Regions from separate parts of the Homo sapiens genome. Here region 2 is linked to region 1. The links are chromatin loops, found by intact Hi-C in ENCODE. Cell type or tissue: Calu3. All regions are shown on one strand. Links, peaks and the distances in the headings refer to the core of each region. The heading gives the core; the rest is flanking DNA.

Region 1 (8,412 bases), core at 1,687-6,686:
CAAATGGTAATGAAAAGGAAGCAAGAGTGGCTGTATTTATATCAGACAAAGTAGACTTTAAGTCAAAAACTGTCTGTAGAGACAAAGAAGATATAATGATAATTATATAATGATTACATACTGATAAAAGGGTCAATTCAATAGGAAGACATGGTGATTATAAATATATGTGCAGCCAACATCAGAGCACTTAAGTATATAAAACAAATATTAACAAATCTGAAAGGAGAAATTGACAGCAATACAATGATAGTTGGCTACTCCAGTACCCCACTTTCAATAATAGACAGAACATCCAGACAACATCAATTTAAAAAACAGCAGACTTAACACTGTAGACTAAATATATCTAACAGACATATACAGAACTTTTCACAAAAAGCAAAACAGTAAACATTCTTCTCCAGCACACATGGAAAATTCTCCAGGATATATCACATGCTAGAACACAACACAAACCTTAATCAATTTTTTATTTCAACTTTTATTTTAAATACAGGGGTTACATGTGCAGAATTGTTATGTCAGACTATTGCATAATGCTGAGGTTTGGCGGACAAATCCCAACATTCTGGTGGTGAGCAAAATGCCCAATAGGTAGTTTTTAAACCCACCCTCTAGTAGTGCATAGTGTCTATTTTTCTCATATTTATGTCCATGTGTGCTGAATGCTTCACTCCTACTTACAAGTAAGAACATGTAGCATTTGGTTTTCTGTTTCTGCATTAATTTGTTTATGATTCATGGCCCCCAGCTCTATCTACGTTGCTGAAAAGGACATGACTTCATTCTTTGTTATGGCTACATAGTAGTCCATAGTATATATCTACCACATTTCCTTTATCCAATCTACCATTGATAGGAGCCTGGGTTGATTTCATGTCCTCACTATTGTGAATAGTGTAGAAATAAGCATATGAGTGCATGTGTCTTTTTAGTACAATAATTTATTTTCTTTTAGATATATACCCAGTAACGGGATTGTTGGGTCAAATGGTGACTCTGTTTTAAGTTCTTTGAGGAATCTTCAGACTGCTTTCCACAGTGAAATAACTAATTCATATTCCCATTAACCGTGTGTAAGTGTTCCCCTTTCTCCACAACCTCTCTAGGATCTGTTATTTTTCTGACTTTTTAATAGTAGCCTTCCTGACTAGTGTGAGATGGCATCTCATTGTGGTTTTGATTTGCATTTCTCTAATGATTACTGATGCTGAGCATTTTTTCATATGTTTGTTGGCCACATGTATGTCTTCTTTTGAGAAGCGTCTCTTTATATCCTTTGCTCACTTTTTAATGGGGTTATTTGTTTTTCGCTTCTTGATTTGTTTAAGTTCCTTATAGATTCTGGATACTAGGCCTTTGTCAGATTCACAGTTTGCAAATATCTTCTCTCATTCTGTAGATCATCTGTTTCTTTTGCTGTGCAGAAGCAATGTTTAATTAGGTTCTACTTGTCTACTTTTGGCTTTGTTGCAATTGCTTTTGGGGACTTAGTCAAAAATTCCTTGCCAAGGCTAACATCAAGAAGAGTATTTCCTAAATTTTCTTCTAGGATTTTTATAGCTTGAGGTCTTACACTTACAACATTAATCCATTTGAGTTAATTTTTGTATATGTTGAAATGTAGGGGTACAGCTTCAAAATTCTAAATATGGCTAGCCAGTTATCCCAGTACCATTTGTTGAATAGGGATTCCTTTTCCCCTTGCTTGGTTTTATCAACTGTGTTAAAGATCAGATTGTTGTAGGTGTGTGGCTTTATTTCTGAGTTTTCTATTCTGTTCCATTGGTATGTGTCTGTTTTTGTACCTGCACCAAGCTGTTTTGGTTTCTGTAGCTTTATGGTATGGTTTAAAATCAGGTAGTGTGATGCCTCCAGCTTTGTTCCTTTTGCTTAGGATTGCTTTGGCTGTTCTGGCTATTTTTTGGTTCTATATGAATTTTACAATAGCTTTTTTTTTAATTCTGTGAAGAATGACATTGGTAGATTGGCAAGAATAACACTGAATCTGTAAATTGCTTTGGGGAGTATGACAATTTTTACAATATAAATTCTTCCAATCAATGAGCATGGGATGTTTTTTCATTTATTTTCATCATCTCTGATTTCTTTCAACAGTGTTTTGTAGTTGTCCTTGTACAGCTCTTTCACCTTCTAGGTTAGTTGTATTCCTAGGAATTTGATTTTCTTAGTAACAGTTGTGAGTGGGATTGGGTTCTTGATTCACTCTCAGCTTAGATGTTTGTAGCGTATAGACATGCTACTGAATTTTGTACATTGATTTTGTATCCCAAAACGCTATTGAAATCATGTATTTAAATGATTAAATAATCATTTAGGAGCCATTAAATCTTCTTGGAGCCTCTTGACTGAATCTATGCGGTTTTCTAGGTATAGAATTCTATCATCTGTGAATATAGATCTTTTAACTTCCTCTATTCCTATTTGGATGCCTTTCATTTATTTTTCTTGCCTGATCGCTCTGGCTAAAATTTTCAGTGCTGTGTTGAATACAAATGGTGAAAGTGGGCATTCTTGTCTTGTTCCAGTTCTCAAGGAAAATAGTTCAAGCTTTTGCCCATTCAGTATGACGCTGGTTGGCTCTGGATTTGTCATAGATAGCTCTTATTATTTTGAGGTATGTTCCTTTGATGTCTAGTCTGTTGAGGGTTTTTATCATGGAAGAATGTTGGATTTTATCAAAGGCTTTTTCTACATCTGCTGATATGATCATATGATTTTTGCTCTTTATGTGGTGATGTTGACCCAGCCTTGCATTCCAGGAATAAAGCCTGCTTGATCATGGTGTATTAACTTTTTGATGTGCTGCTGGATTTGATTTGCTAAGGATTTTTGCATTTATGTTCATGAGGAAAACGGGTCTGAAGTTTTCTTTCTTCATTGTGTCTTTGCCAGACTTTGGTATCAAGCTGATGCTGGCTTCATAGAATGAGTTATGAGGGAACTGCTCACTTTTAATTTTTTGAACAGTTTCAGCAGGATGGGTATCAGTTCTTTGTAGGTGTGGTAGAATTTAACTATGAATCCATCCATCTGGCCCAGGGCTTTTTTTGGTTGGTACGTTCTTTGTTGCTAATTGAATTTCAAAAATAGATAATGGTCTATTCGGATTTCAATCCCTTCCTGATTCCATTTTGGGAGACTGTGCACTTCCAGGAATTTATCCATTTCTTCTAGATTTTCTATTATTGATACGTGTGCATAAACTTGTTCACAGTAGTCTCTGAGGATCTTCCGTATTTCTGTGGGATCAGTTGTAATATCATCTTTGTCATTTCTCATTGTGCTTATTTGGATTTACTCTTTCTTTTTCTTTGTTAATCTAAATAGGGTTCTATCAATTTGAATTATTTTTTCAAAGAACCAACTCTTGGTTTCACTGATCTTTTGTATGGATTTTTGCATCTCAATTTCATTAAGGTCTTCTCTAATTTTAGTTATTTCTTTTCTTCTGCTAGCTTTGGAGTTGGTTTGTTCTTTTTTTTCCATAGTTCCTTTAGGTGAAAAGTTAGATTGTTAATTTCACATGTTTCTAATGTCTTTATGAAGGCATTTAGGGCTATAAATGTTTCTCTTAACACTGCTTTGGCTCCATCTCAGAGATTCTGGTTCTCTGTATTTCTTGGATTTGCATGTTGAACTCTCTTACAAGATTATGAAAATTTTCATGGACTATATTCTCAAATATATTTTCCAAGTTGCTTATTATCTCTCCTTCTGCCTCAGGAATGCCAATGAGTTGTAGATTTGGTCTCTTTACATAATTTCAAATTTCTGGAGGTTTTATTCATTTTTCTTAATTTTTGTCTGAGTTGATTCAAAGAACCGGTCTTTGAGCTCTGAGATTCTTTCCTCAGCTTGGTCTATTCTGCTGATACTTCTGATTGTATTCTGAAATTTTTCCACTCAGGAAGTTCAATTGGGTATTTTTTTTTTTTTTTTGAGACGGAGTTTCACTCTTGTCACCCGGGCTGGAGTGCAATAACGCGATCTCGGCTCACTGCAACCTCCGACTCCCGGGTTCAAGTGATGCTCCTGCCTCAGCCTCCTGAGTAGCTGGGATTACAGGCACCTGTCACAAAGCCGGCTAATTTTTTGTATTTTTGGTAGAGATGGGGTTTCACCATGTTGGCCAGGCTGGGCCTCGAATTCCTGACCTCAGGTGATCCACCCGCCTTGGCCTCCCAAAGTGTTGGGATTACAGGCGTGAGCCACTGCACCCTGCCATTGCTAAAGTTCTTATGCTGATTATTTCTCATTTGGAGGGCTGGTATTCTTTTAATTGTGGTGTAAATTGCGTATAGTCTGTTGGCTTCATTTGTGGACGTTTTCAGGGAATTAAGACTCTGTACAGGGTCTTTGTGGTAGAATTTATGTTCTTGGTTTTGTAGGAAGGAGAATTAGTAAAGTGATTTTTTTGTGTGTGTTGTAGTTTGGGCGGCAATCCAGTAGATGGTGCTTGAGAGCAATGGACAATAGGCTCCTATTCAGCCATTTGGCTCCTCTGGTGTTTGTAGCTGTGTCATGCGGTTTGAAGGGGAGACAGATGACACCCTCGCCAGGTCTACTCTGGGACTTAAGGCGGCCACCTCCAATCACTGGCACTATGCCCGTCATGTTGCTACTGTTGTTCTTATGTCTTTGGGGTCGCTGGTCTCCCTTGGGCAGAGGTCTGGTAGGGAAATACACCACACCCTTACCATACCAACTCTGTGGAGGGAGGCATGGCTAGGTCCCATATCAGTTTGCAAACCTGTGTGACTCAGCCATCTCAGATTTCTGAAAGTGTAGTCTCCTCCCCCATTCAACTGCCAAGTGCAGATCCCAGGTTGGCACTCCTGAACCACAGGCTGCAGTTCTGAGGCTACAGGACCCACTTGGGCTCCTTCCTCCAGATGCACTGGGTTGAGTTTCAGGTGCAGTGTGGGATCTGAAGGGCTCCCATGCTGCGGGAATGCACTCAGGTGGTGCAAAGCACCAAGGCTGGGCAGGAGGCTGCGCTGTGTACATGCTTCTACCCCACAGCGAGGCAGGAGCCCTGGGAAGGGCTGGCGGGCCGTCATCGGGCCTGCAGGACAGATGTGCTCCAATCCTGCAGGGAAGCAGGCTCTGCTTTGTCCCCAGCAGTTAGCTGGAGCCATAGCCTCTCTGAGGGAGGCTGGTAGCCCTGGCGTTGGGCACGTATGTCCAGGCTTTACCAGAGCTGACCCATGTTCCAATATTCCTGGCTCTGTGCCTACTACAGCTTCATCTCTGTCTAATCTCCAGGGAGATGCCCCTGCCAGCTCACAAGTCAGTGTGGGTGTGGTGTCCCTTGCAGCTAGAACCCCAGAGGTCAATGATGGGAATGAGCAGACCCTCAGTCCCTTCACTCACCCCTTCTCCCAGGTTTCATTCAGGACAGGGGACGGGCCATAGCATTCAGGCACTCCACCTGGGATTCCCAACTTCCTCCCTCTTCAGCCTTAACAGCTGCATATTTTTTTCCATCCACATTCAGTGTTATCTCTCCAAAGATCTGTTCAAATTATGTTGGTGTAGTTGAAATTGTGTTCTCTCTCTATAGGAGCAGCACTTCCTGGCTGCATCTAGTTGGCCATTTTGGAAACAGTCAATCAAATCACTCTTAAACTAGAAACATTTCCCAGATTCTGAGGTGTCCTGACTTCATAGTATGAATCTCCCTGTACCATTTCCCAGCTTCCAGGTGTCCTATCATTCTCCCTATGGATCTTCCAGTACCTGCAGGTCACAGGGCAACAGAGGCTGCAGGAGAGTTACCTAAGGCCTCCTGGATCAGAGGACATGGAATAGTCTTAAAAATCTAAGATAATAAAATTATACCAAGTATCTTTTCCAATCACAATGGAATGAAACTAGAAATTGTAACAGCAAGAAAATTGACAAATATATGAAAATTAAGTAAGACATTCAAACAACCATTGGGTCAATTAGAAAATCAACTGGGGAATTTTTAAAATATCTGTAATCAAACCAAAACAAAAACGCAACTTTCCAAAATTTTGGGGATGCAGCAAAGGCAGTTATTAGAGAAAGATTTATACCAATAAATGCTTACATCTAAAAAGAAAAACATCTCAAAGAAACAAACTAATTGTATACCTCAAGGAACTAAAAAGCAAACAAAACATTAAACTCAAAGTAAGCAAAAGGAAGGAAATAATTATAATCAGAGAAAAAACAAATAGAGAAAACAAAGACTACAGAAAAAATTCAAAAGTGAGTTTTTTTAAAAAAAAGTATATATATATATACACACTAAATCAACAAACCATTAGGTAGACTAAAAGAAAGAAAAAAGAGAGAAGACTCAAATAAGTAAAATCAGAAATGAGAGAGGAGACATTACAACAGATGCCTCAGAAATAAAAAGGATCATAAGGGACTATTATGAACAATTATAGTCCAACAAATTGGGTAACCTATAGGAAATAGATAAATTCCTAGAAGCATACAACTCATCTAGACTAAATCAAGGAGAAACAGAAAGCCTGAACAGACCAATAACAAATAGAGATGAAGTAGTAATCAAAAGCCTTTCAACAAAGAAAAGCCCAGGGCCAGATGGCTTCACAGCTGAATTCTACCAAAATTCAAGGAAGAATTCATACCAATACTTCTTAATCTCTTCAAAAAATAGAAGTAGAGGGTATATTTCCAAATTCATTTTATGAAGGCAGCATCACCCTAAAACCAAAGCCAGGCAAAGATACCACAAGAAAAAAACCTTCAGGCCAATATCTCTAATGAACATTGACGCAAAAATCCTCAATAAAATACTAGCCAACTAAATTCAACAACACATCAAAAAGATTATATACATGATCAAATGAGACTTATCCATGGGATGCAAGGTTGGTTTAACATATGCAAATCAATCAATGTGATATACCACTTTAACAAAAAGAAAGACAAAAACCACACGATCATCTGAATAGATGCATAAAAAGCATTTGACAAAGTTCAACAAACCTTTATGATAGAAACCCTCAACAAAATAGGTATAGAAGAAAAGTGCTTCAACCTAATAAAGGTCATTAATAAGAAGCTTACATGTAATATCATAATGAATGGGAAAAACTGAAAGCTTTTACTCTAAGACCCAGTACAAGGCAAGAATGTCCCTCTTGCCACTTCTATTCAATATAGTACTGGAAGAACTAGCAAGAACAATTAGACAAGAAAAAGAAATAATATAAATCCAAATCAGAAAGGAGTAAGCTTATCCCTATTTGCAGGTGATATGATCCTATACATAGAAAAGCCCAAAGATGCCACCCACAGCAAAACTTTTGGAATAAATGAATTCAGTAGAGTAGCAGGACACAAAATTAACACCAAAAAAATTTTTACATTTCTTTACACCAGTATTATTCTACCCGAGAAAGCAATCAAGAAAACAATCCTAATTACAATAGCATCAAAAAGATTAAAGAATTTAGGAAATAAGTTTAAGCAAGGAAGTGAAAGATCTGTGTAATGAAAACTATAATACACTAATAAAAGAAATTGAAGAAGAAACAAATAAATGGAAAGCTATCTCATGTGTATAGATTGGAAGAATTAATTTTGTCAAAATGCTCATATTACCTGAAGCAATCTATAGATTCAATGCAATCCCTATACCCCATCAAAATTTCAATAACCTTTTCACAGAAATAGAAAAAAATCCTAAAACTTGTATGGAACCATAAAAGACCCCAAGTATCCAGAACAATCTTAAGAAAAACAAATTTGGAGGTATCGCACTTCCTAATTTCAAATCATATTACAAATCTATAGTAATCAAAACATTATGGTGCTGGCTTAAAAACAAATACATAGATCAATAGAATAGGATAGAGTTCAGAAATGAACCCAAGCATATACAGTCAACTAATTTTTGACAAGGCCACCAAGAAGACACAATGGGGAAAGGACAGCCTCTTCAGTAAATGGTACTGGAGAAACTGGATTTCCACATGCAAAAGAATGAAACTGGACCTTATCTTATGCTATACACAAAAATCAACTCAAAAACAGATTAAAGACCTAAACATAAGACCTGAAGCCCTAAAACTCCCAGAAGAAAGCATAATGGAAAAAGCTCCTTGATATTGGCCTTGGCAATGATTTTTTGGAAATCACACCAAAATTCCAGGCAATCATAACAAAAATAAACAAGTGAGATTATATCAAACTGAAAAGCAAAGGAAACAACAGAATGAAAAGGCAGCTTTCAGATTGTGAGAAAATATTTGCAAACCATATATCTAATAAGGGGTGAATATTCAAATTATATAAAGAATTCACACAACAGCAAAAAACAATTAATTCTATTTAAAAATGGGCTAAGGACCCAAATAGACATATCTCCAAGGAAGACAC
Region 2 (8,412 bases), core at 2,177-7,176, 240 kb after region 1:
CTTGAGCCCAGGAGTTTGAGACTAGTCTAGGCAACATATCTAGACCCTGTCTCTACAACAACAAAAAATGTTCTTAATTAACTGGGAATGATGGTGCACACTTTTATTTACAGCTACTTGAGAGGCTGTTGCAAGCAGATCACTTGTGCCCAGAGTTAGAGACTGCAGTGAGCTATGATCGCTCCACTGTACTCCAGCTTGGGAGACAGAGTGAGATCTTGTCTCTAAAAAAGTAAAATAAAATAACAAAATAAAATTTAAATGAAGGAAGAAAAAAAGAAAGCATGCTGTATAGCAGATCTCTAGAATTTATTCATCTAGCATAACTGAAACTTTAAGCCAATGGAGCAACAACTCCCCATTTCCCCTCCAGCACCCCAGCCCTTAGCAACCATCTTTTAAATGGAAAAATTAGTCATTTCCCACATTAAAACCCTTCAGTGTCACAGGATTAAGACCAAACCCCTTAGCAAGTACAGATGCTTTTCAACTTACAATAGAGATAGGTCTCCATAAACCCATCATAAGCTGAAAATATCATTGTTGAAAATGAAAATGCATTTAATATACCTAACCTACTGAACATCATAGCTCAGCCTAGCCTGCTGTAAGCATGCTCAGAACACTTACATTAGTCTACATTTAGGCAAAGTCATCTAACACAATCCCTATTTTAAAATAAAGTGTTGAATATCTCATGTAATGTATTGAATATTGTACTGAAAGTGAAAAACGGAATTGTTGTATGGGTACTTTCAGTCTGATTTCTGCTGAACACCTATCACTTTTGCACCATCATAAAGCCAAAAACAATTGTTAAGCCAAACTATTGTAAAACGGGTACCATTTGTACACAGATCCCTTCATAAGCTGCTTATGACTTTCCAGGCTTACATCTCTCCACGTCCACATGACCTACCATATAGCCATTCCACACTGCCAACTCATACTGCTAAACCTTTGGACTTCCTTCCCCCTTCCTAGAATGGTCCACTCTGTCCCTTTTAGCTTCTGGATGCTCATCCTCCAAGTCTCAGGTTTCAGTTACCCTACATAGATGAGACTGGGCATGTTCAGGTTCGTATGGCTGTAGACATCAGTTACTCTACATAGAATTACTCTTTTCTCTGTTCTATCACTGTAGTAGCGCTTAATACATTGTACTCTAATTGATTAACATCTCTGAATCTTCAGCTCGATTACACCCTTAGTCATCTTTTTAACCCCATTACTTGGTACACTGCTGCCAAGCACTTATCATCACTCTGTTTTTCTCTTGGAGACAGAGTCTTATTCTGTCACCCAGGCTGAAGTGTAGTGTCATGATCATGGCTCACTGCAGCCTCAATCTCCCAAGCCCAAGTGATCCTCCTACTTCAGCCTCCCAAGTAGCTGAGACAACAGGCATGTGCCACCCTGCCCAGCTAGGTTTTGGTTTTGCTTTTGCCTTTGCTTTCACTTTTTAGTGACTGGGTCTCTCTATGTTCAGTGTTGGGTCTCTCTAGGCTGGTCTCAAACTCCTGAACTCAAGCAATCCTCATGCCTCAGCCTCCCAAAGTTCTGGGATTACAGGCATGAGCCACTGTGCCCAGCCAATTTACTGCTATTCTCACTAGATGTGTGTTTCTATTCCTGGGTTCTCTATTTTTGTATTAGTTTCTGGATTAGCTGGACTTCATCTGACTAGAGTTTTAAAAAAAAAAATTCTTTTTTTTTTAATTGTAGCTCTGAGGCATTTTATTATAAAAACTTAGTACTCATATATATAAACTAATATGAACTTAAAATTCATCATACATTTACTTCATTTTTTAGCTTGACCTTCTAGTAAATCTTTAGCTTCATTGATTTTGGCTGCTATATAAGGAGATCCTCCTTTGTCAGGATGATTTGAAAGCATAATTCGTCAGTGAGCATCTCTTATTTTCCCTTTATTGGCAGTAGGGCTTACACCTAGTATTAATGCTGCTTCCCGTTTTGTCATTTTGGGTTCAAACCCACCTCTATAATAGCCACCACTGAAGGCAGATTTTGGTAGGCTTTGAAAAACTTGTTTTACTTGAGGCTCCATATGCTTCATGGCTTGCAAAACATAACGGCCTGCAAATCCTGCAGCAGCAATGGTCAGTCCAACTGCTACCACTGTACTGGCCATGGCTTCGGCTGGGCTCCCTTGCTTCCACCAGGAGCACAGCTCATCCCAGCTCAGAGGGTGTGGCTAACACCTGCACGCCTCTACCAGAGAGCAACGCAACCCCTAAAAAAAAATTCTTAAATGTTTATCCCCTGAATACTTTATATTTGAATTATAACATAGATGAATATAATATTTTGTCCAAGAATGTGGTGGACACCTCTATTTCTTCCAGTGCTAAATGTTTCTGTAAAAAGTCTGACACAAGCTTGAATTTCCCCTTGTTAAGTAACTTGCTTTTTCTACTTGATGTCTGAAGAATTCTTTTTTGTTGTTAAAATCTTGATGCTTGGTAACATACAGGGCACTTCTCAATGTTGGTAATTCAGTATCAATTTTTCCTATTAGACGTGTGTGCTTTATTATGAAAGAGATTTTCCACTATTATATCTCTGAATACTTTTTCTCACCATCTGTTGTCTACTTCAGAGATGCCTATTGTTTTGTCAGTCATCCATGTCTACAGCCTCTTCCTAATTGCCTTCATCTCCATCTTGCTTCTCATTCACTGTAACTTATGCCTTTTTTCCATCACATTAATTTAAATTTTAACTATGTCTCTTCTGCTTTTTATTCTTTTAATATATTTATTAGATTTAAAATTCTGCTTTACATCTGAGTTTCCTTGACCTTGCACTTCCCTTTTAATTTCATTCTGTTGTTTTATATTCTTGTCTTTTAAACTTTCATTTCACTGAATTTCTATTTGTGAAAAATTCTTCTACAGCAAGAGACATTAACAAGGAAACAGTTTCTGTTACAGAAATTATTATTTTTCTTTTCCTTTTTTTTTTTTTTGTTGACAAGGCTGGAGTACAGTGGCGCGATCTCAGCTCACTGCAACCTCTGCCTCCTGGGTTCAAGGGATTCTCCTGCCTCAGCCTCCCAAGTAGCTGGGATTACAGGCACCCACCACAATGCCCGTCTAATTTTTTGTATTTTTAGTAGAGACAGGGTTTCATCATGTTGGCCAGGCTGGTCTCAAACTCCTGACCTCAGGTGATCCACCCGCCTCAGCCTCCCAAAGTGCTGGGATTCTGGGATTACAGGCATGAGCCACCACACCCAGCTTTCTTTTTTCTTTTTTCCTTTTTTTTTTTTTTTTTTGTTTAGGCAGGGTCCCACTATGTCACCCAGGCTGAAGTCTAGTAGCATGATCGCAGCTCACTGTAGCCTCCAACTCCTGGGCTCAAGTGATCCTCCTACCTCAGCCTCCCGAGTAGCTGGAACTACAGGCATGCACCACCACCTCCAGCTAATTTTTGTACTTTTTGGTACAGATGGGGTTTTGCAATGTTGTCCAGACTGATCTCAAACCCCTGAGCTCAAGGTATCCTCCCACCTCGACCTCCCAATGTGCTGAGATCACAGGCATAAGCCACTGCGCCCGGCCAGAAATTATGATTTCTTATAGATGATTTCATCATTTCTCTTTCACATGTATGTTTCTCTCAGTCTCTCTCTGACTCTGTCTCTTTACATTTGTCTTTTTCTGTAGTATTTTTGCAGAGTTTTATGCCATTTCCTTTCATCTTGCATATGCTTATATAGGCAACACTGTACAGACATTATTTGCTCTAATATAGTGTGTTTTGCAATCATTTTTACTTGTTTATACACAGTCTTTCATAAAGGTCATGCCAGAAGATTTAACTCTGCTAATGTCTGTAAGAAGAAAATAAAAAATAATCCTTTTAAACATGACACAGTGCTACACATATTACACTGATTTACTGTAATTTATTTATGGTGGGCACTAAGATGTAGTGGTTAGGAGAGCCGGCTCTGGGACAAACTGTGTAGGTTTAAACCTGTATATCTTGGACTACTAAATCATTTAATCTATCTAAGCCTCAGTTTCCCAGTCTCTAAATTGGGACTAATAAGAACACCCAATCTCATTGTTAGGGGGAACAAATGAAACAAAGCATGAAAAACACGTAGGAGGCACTTCATATTTGTTAAATTAATAAATGAATACATATTCTCCAAATAAAACTTTTAAACATTACAATATATTTTCAGTTTCAGTTTGAATAGCTTGATTCTAAATTTGGCTAAATTTATGAATCAGTGCCTTTATTAGTTTTTGATACAAGTGCAGCTGTCTCATGCAAAGATGTACGTTTTAAACAGCAGCAATATTTTTGCTTGATGCCATTGAGAAATTCAAAGAGGCGGCTTGCCATCTAGTGGAAACCTGTTAAATTCCAATGCTTCTTCTGAGTCTGGCAAATTCATAGATTAAGGTAAATTGTTCATTTTAATATGTTCTAGAGAAACTTCCTTTATATACCTTGTTTGTGCACATTTATAGGAGGGAAATGCCCTGTGGTAGAACAAAATAATAATACTACTAACAGTAATAATAATCAACTTGAACTGTCCTCTGATCGAATGGGATTGGCTTTACAAGATAACATATATTTCATAGCATTCTCAAGTCAGACTTGAAACAAAATTCCAGAAATTAATTAGCAAGAGAAAAGGCATACTTGTTTAAGAGATGTCAGAATTTCTTTCACAGTGCTCATGTAGAAAGGCCATGAATGGCCGGGCACGGTGGCTCATACCTGTAATCCCAGCACTTTGGGAGGCCGAGGTGGGCAGATCACGAGGTCATGAGATCAAGACCACCCTGGCCAATATGGTGAAACCCCGTCTCCACTAAAAATACAAAAATTAGCTGGGCGTGGTGGCGCATGCCTGTAGACCCGGCTACTCGGGAGGCTGAGGCAGGAGAATCACTTGAACCCAAGAGGTGGAGGTTGCAGTGGGCCAAGATCGCGCCACTGCACTCCAGCCTGGCAACAGAGTGAGACTCCGTCTCAAAAAAAATAAAAGAAAGAAAAAAAAGAAAGGCCACGAATATAAATGGCCTCATGCTCCCAGGTCTGTTTCTGATTTTAAGGCCCAATTTCTTTGTTTCCATGAGTAACTTCCTTTTCTTCTCCCTACATTTATCTTTTTTTTTAATATAAAAGCCTGATCAGAAACTTCCAACCTATTTCGTCCTCCTAAAGCATTTCCTTTTACTATCAAAAGATATCCTAAACAATGTTCTTTTTTCTTAACAGATTGGCAGGTTTAATAAGTATTTCTGGGTTAAATATTATTCCTTTAATCACCACAGAGCTAAAACCCTGAAGTAGCCAAGTCTTATGAAACTACCCCATATCTCAAGAAACAAATTACACTGGCAGGGTCGTGAGCTGTGGCAATGATGTACAATTCTTGGGTCAAAAAGGTAACCAATCTACATGTTGAGTAAGGTCCTCTCTCTAAAAAGGTTCAAACTTGACAAAGTTATGGATGATAATTCTTAAAAGAGGTAAGTAAGTGGATTCCATAAAATTATTTGAGAGGTTAATGGTTTTAAAATATAATGAAGCAAGAGCTATGGTTAGGAGGGAAAAAAATGTATTGGTGAGACCAGGGAGAGAAACACATTTGGGCAAAGCATGTATTAGACGATGGTTCTAAGAACCTTCTGTCTTTTCAAAGCAACTTTTGAGTAGGGCTATTTTTGACTTTCATCTACATACTGAGCTGATCCATCCATAAACCAAGCTTGAGTTTTTTTCTTTGTGCTTTGGGTAGAATCCTCCATAGAACCACAGGCATGAGATGAATGAAAGGGCACTGTTAAAACAGTGATAGGTGCCATGGGGGTCTGTAATACCTACTCGTGAAGCTTGTTTGAGCCATCTGGTTATGATTATACTTGCTCCTAAATGTACCAACTCCATCTTGCAATGTACTGTTGCTTGGGCTATCTGACCTTTCTATTTGGTAAGTCTGATAGGACCCAGCTCATGATGGGAATTTATATAATATATACATGGTTACTTGATACTCCATGGTCAGGCATCCTGTCTCCACCAGGGTTCAGGAGCACATCAAAAGGTATATCATTCTCTACCAAAAATGGCATTGCCTTGCTCCAAAAACCAAGGGACTAACATTATAATTTGCCCACTGGGACTTGCAACAAACTCCACATAGAATCTTGTCTTATCACTTACACCTTTATGATCATAAATTCTGCTAAATTGTATGACCCAAGTGACAGGGCTGCTTGCACCCCAGCCTGGATCTGTTGCTATTTCCTACTCCTGATCTGATTTAAAGTTGGCAGCATTTTATGTCATCCAGTATGTTGGCTGGAGAAGTATCCCTAGGTGTAGAAATGTGCTGCCTCCAGAACTCAGAGGCCCATCAGGGATTGTGCTTCTTTTTTAATGTAGGAGATACGAGATGCAATAATTTGTCTTTTATGTTAGAGGATATATACAGGCACAGCCCTGATCAATAAACCCCTAAAGTATTTACAGATGTAGCAAGCACTTATATCTTCATAGGGTTTGTCTCTCACACACTACAGCATATCCTGCCATTGCCTCCACTGTGCTAGCCCTCTCCTGCAAATCCAACTCAATCAAAATAATGTCATCAAAGTAATTGATCAGTGTAATGCCAAATGTCAAGAGGGTCCAGATCTCTTCAAACTGTATTATGACAGAGGACAAGAGGACTAAAAACAGCCCTGGGACAAACCTATAAACAAATATTATTGTCCATTCCATATGAATATAAACTGTTTCTTATTCTCTTATCTAATTGGAAAAGAACACATTTTCTGACCTTATCCTTAGCCCAGTGAGACTGATTTTGGATTTTTATCCTCCAGCACTGCAATAAAACAGATTTGTGTGGTTTTAAACTATGATGCTTGTGGTAATTTGTTACAGGAGCCATAGGAAATTGTTACAGCTAGAAATCTAGTTGATGTATGTCCCTGCCTACCACATGATGTTAAGCCATGAAGTCTCAGTCTTGGGTCTCATAGGAGATACATAAACTCCACTACAACACCTGTATAAAGAAGCCACTTTATTGGAAGAAAGAAAAGGAAGCTGGCAGGAACTAGAATTTCGTGAGATTAAACATTTAACATACTGTGTAAGTCATAAGCGAACAGTTTTTCATTCATCAGTAGGGGGCACTAGTGAACATCTGGAAATAGAGACAATATTGGTCTTGGGCAGTGGTAGCCAGACTTAAATGTAAAGAACTCCAAATGAAACCAGCTTAAACCTTAGATTCTAAGAGACTATTGGCTGACATCCAGAAATATCACCTACTGATAAGATCATCTAAAGATCCTTTACCTTATGCTTCATGGAACACCAAATCAGGAAAAACTGCTGTCAAAGACTTCTATAATCACGGGAATTGAGTATTCTACAAGACTACAATAGTACAGGTTCATCAATGGAGTTCCTCAAGGTTCATATTCTACTATGCCCTATATATTTAGGGTATGTTGGTCCAAAAGGTAAAACTCAACCAAGAATCACAGATATTGGATGTTAGTAACCAAGTTTAATGAAACCTTGGTTGGTTGAGATGAACTAGCATCATAAAGTTGGCAAATGTAGAATGAGAAGAGAACCCAAAAAATCCTGCTTCCAAGATAACAAAAGCTCATGTTCCTGCCATGTGTTCCTTTTGAATGGATGTGACATATGGAAGACCTTAGCTTTTTCCACTGTTTCCCATCTTTCCCATCTTTAAGAGCCTCAGAAAAATAGTTCTGGCTCTGAGGAAGTCATCCTAACAAAATGAATGTAAGGCTAACTATAGGAACCCCAAACTCCTAGAAGAGTTTTGAGCTTTTTGTTGCTTATCGATAAACTCATTCCTGCAGAGGGAAAAAAAATTCAAAATTGTTTCATCACAGGCAGAGTTTCTCTCTCACTGCCTCTCTCCTAAAACAGATGCAAAAATATGAGAAATTACTATTGGTTCAACTACCAGTTTAAAAAATTACACATTCATCTCTAGATTATGTTGATAAGAATAAAATTAATCTTTATATTTATGCTTTCAACCAAAACATAACCACTATTGAATCTTGGACATTAGTATGGCCTTGGCTTCTATTTTCCAAAGGAAGAAAAACATCTGCAGGAAAAAAAAATTTCCAAAGTACAGCTGGAATAAATTTTACATTTTTCTAATTCTGTTATCAACTCTCAGGTTTAGATAATCATAAACAAAACCCAAGAAAGTACTTCTATAAAAACTCCTCTTTAAGATGACTCAGGTAAAAAAATAATAATAAATGGGGGAGGCAGAGGAATGTTTTAGTTTTTATTTAAAAAATAAAACACTATATTATGACAGAATATTTTTTATTTTTTTAATAATAATTA

Evidence for each region. Hi-C counts contacts between places; a loop is a spot of excess contacts. Peaks named below come from ENCODE experiments on the same cell type or tissue, not always from the same donor. Only the 100,000 strongest peaks of a DNase experiment are listed, where the experiment ranks them.
Region 2: it touches region 1 in a loop (6-fold over the local background); 8 of 110 quality-filtered maps call a loop at or near these places.

What each region holds. Positions count from the first base shown.
Region 1 is chr14:45,523,547-45,531,958 of GRCh38, reverse strand. All of the region lies in intron 2 of LOC105370476 (a long non-coding RNA gene), which reads right to left. Among named protein-coding and RNA genes, the nearest start is that of LINC02303, 190 kb to the left of the region's middle. In Calu3, for the core only: no CTCF peak of the experiment used is centred there; a DNase peak (open chromatin) is centred at 4,518.
Region 2 is chr14:45,283,779-45,292,190 of GRCh38, reverse strand. It overlaps the pseudogene DNAJC19P9. Among named protein-coding and RNA genes, the nearest start is that of MIS18BP1, 35 kb to the right of the region's middle. In Calu3, for the core only: no CTCF peak of the experiment used is centred there; no DNase peak of the experiment used is centred there.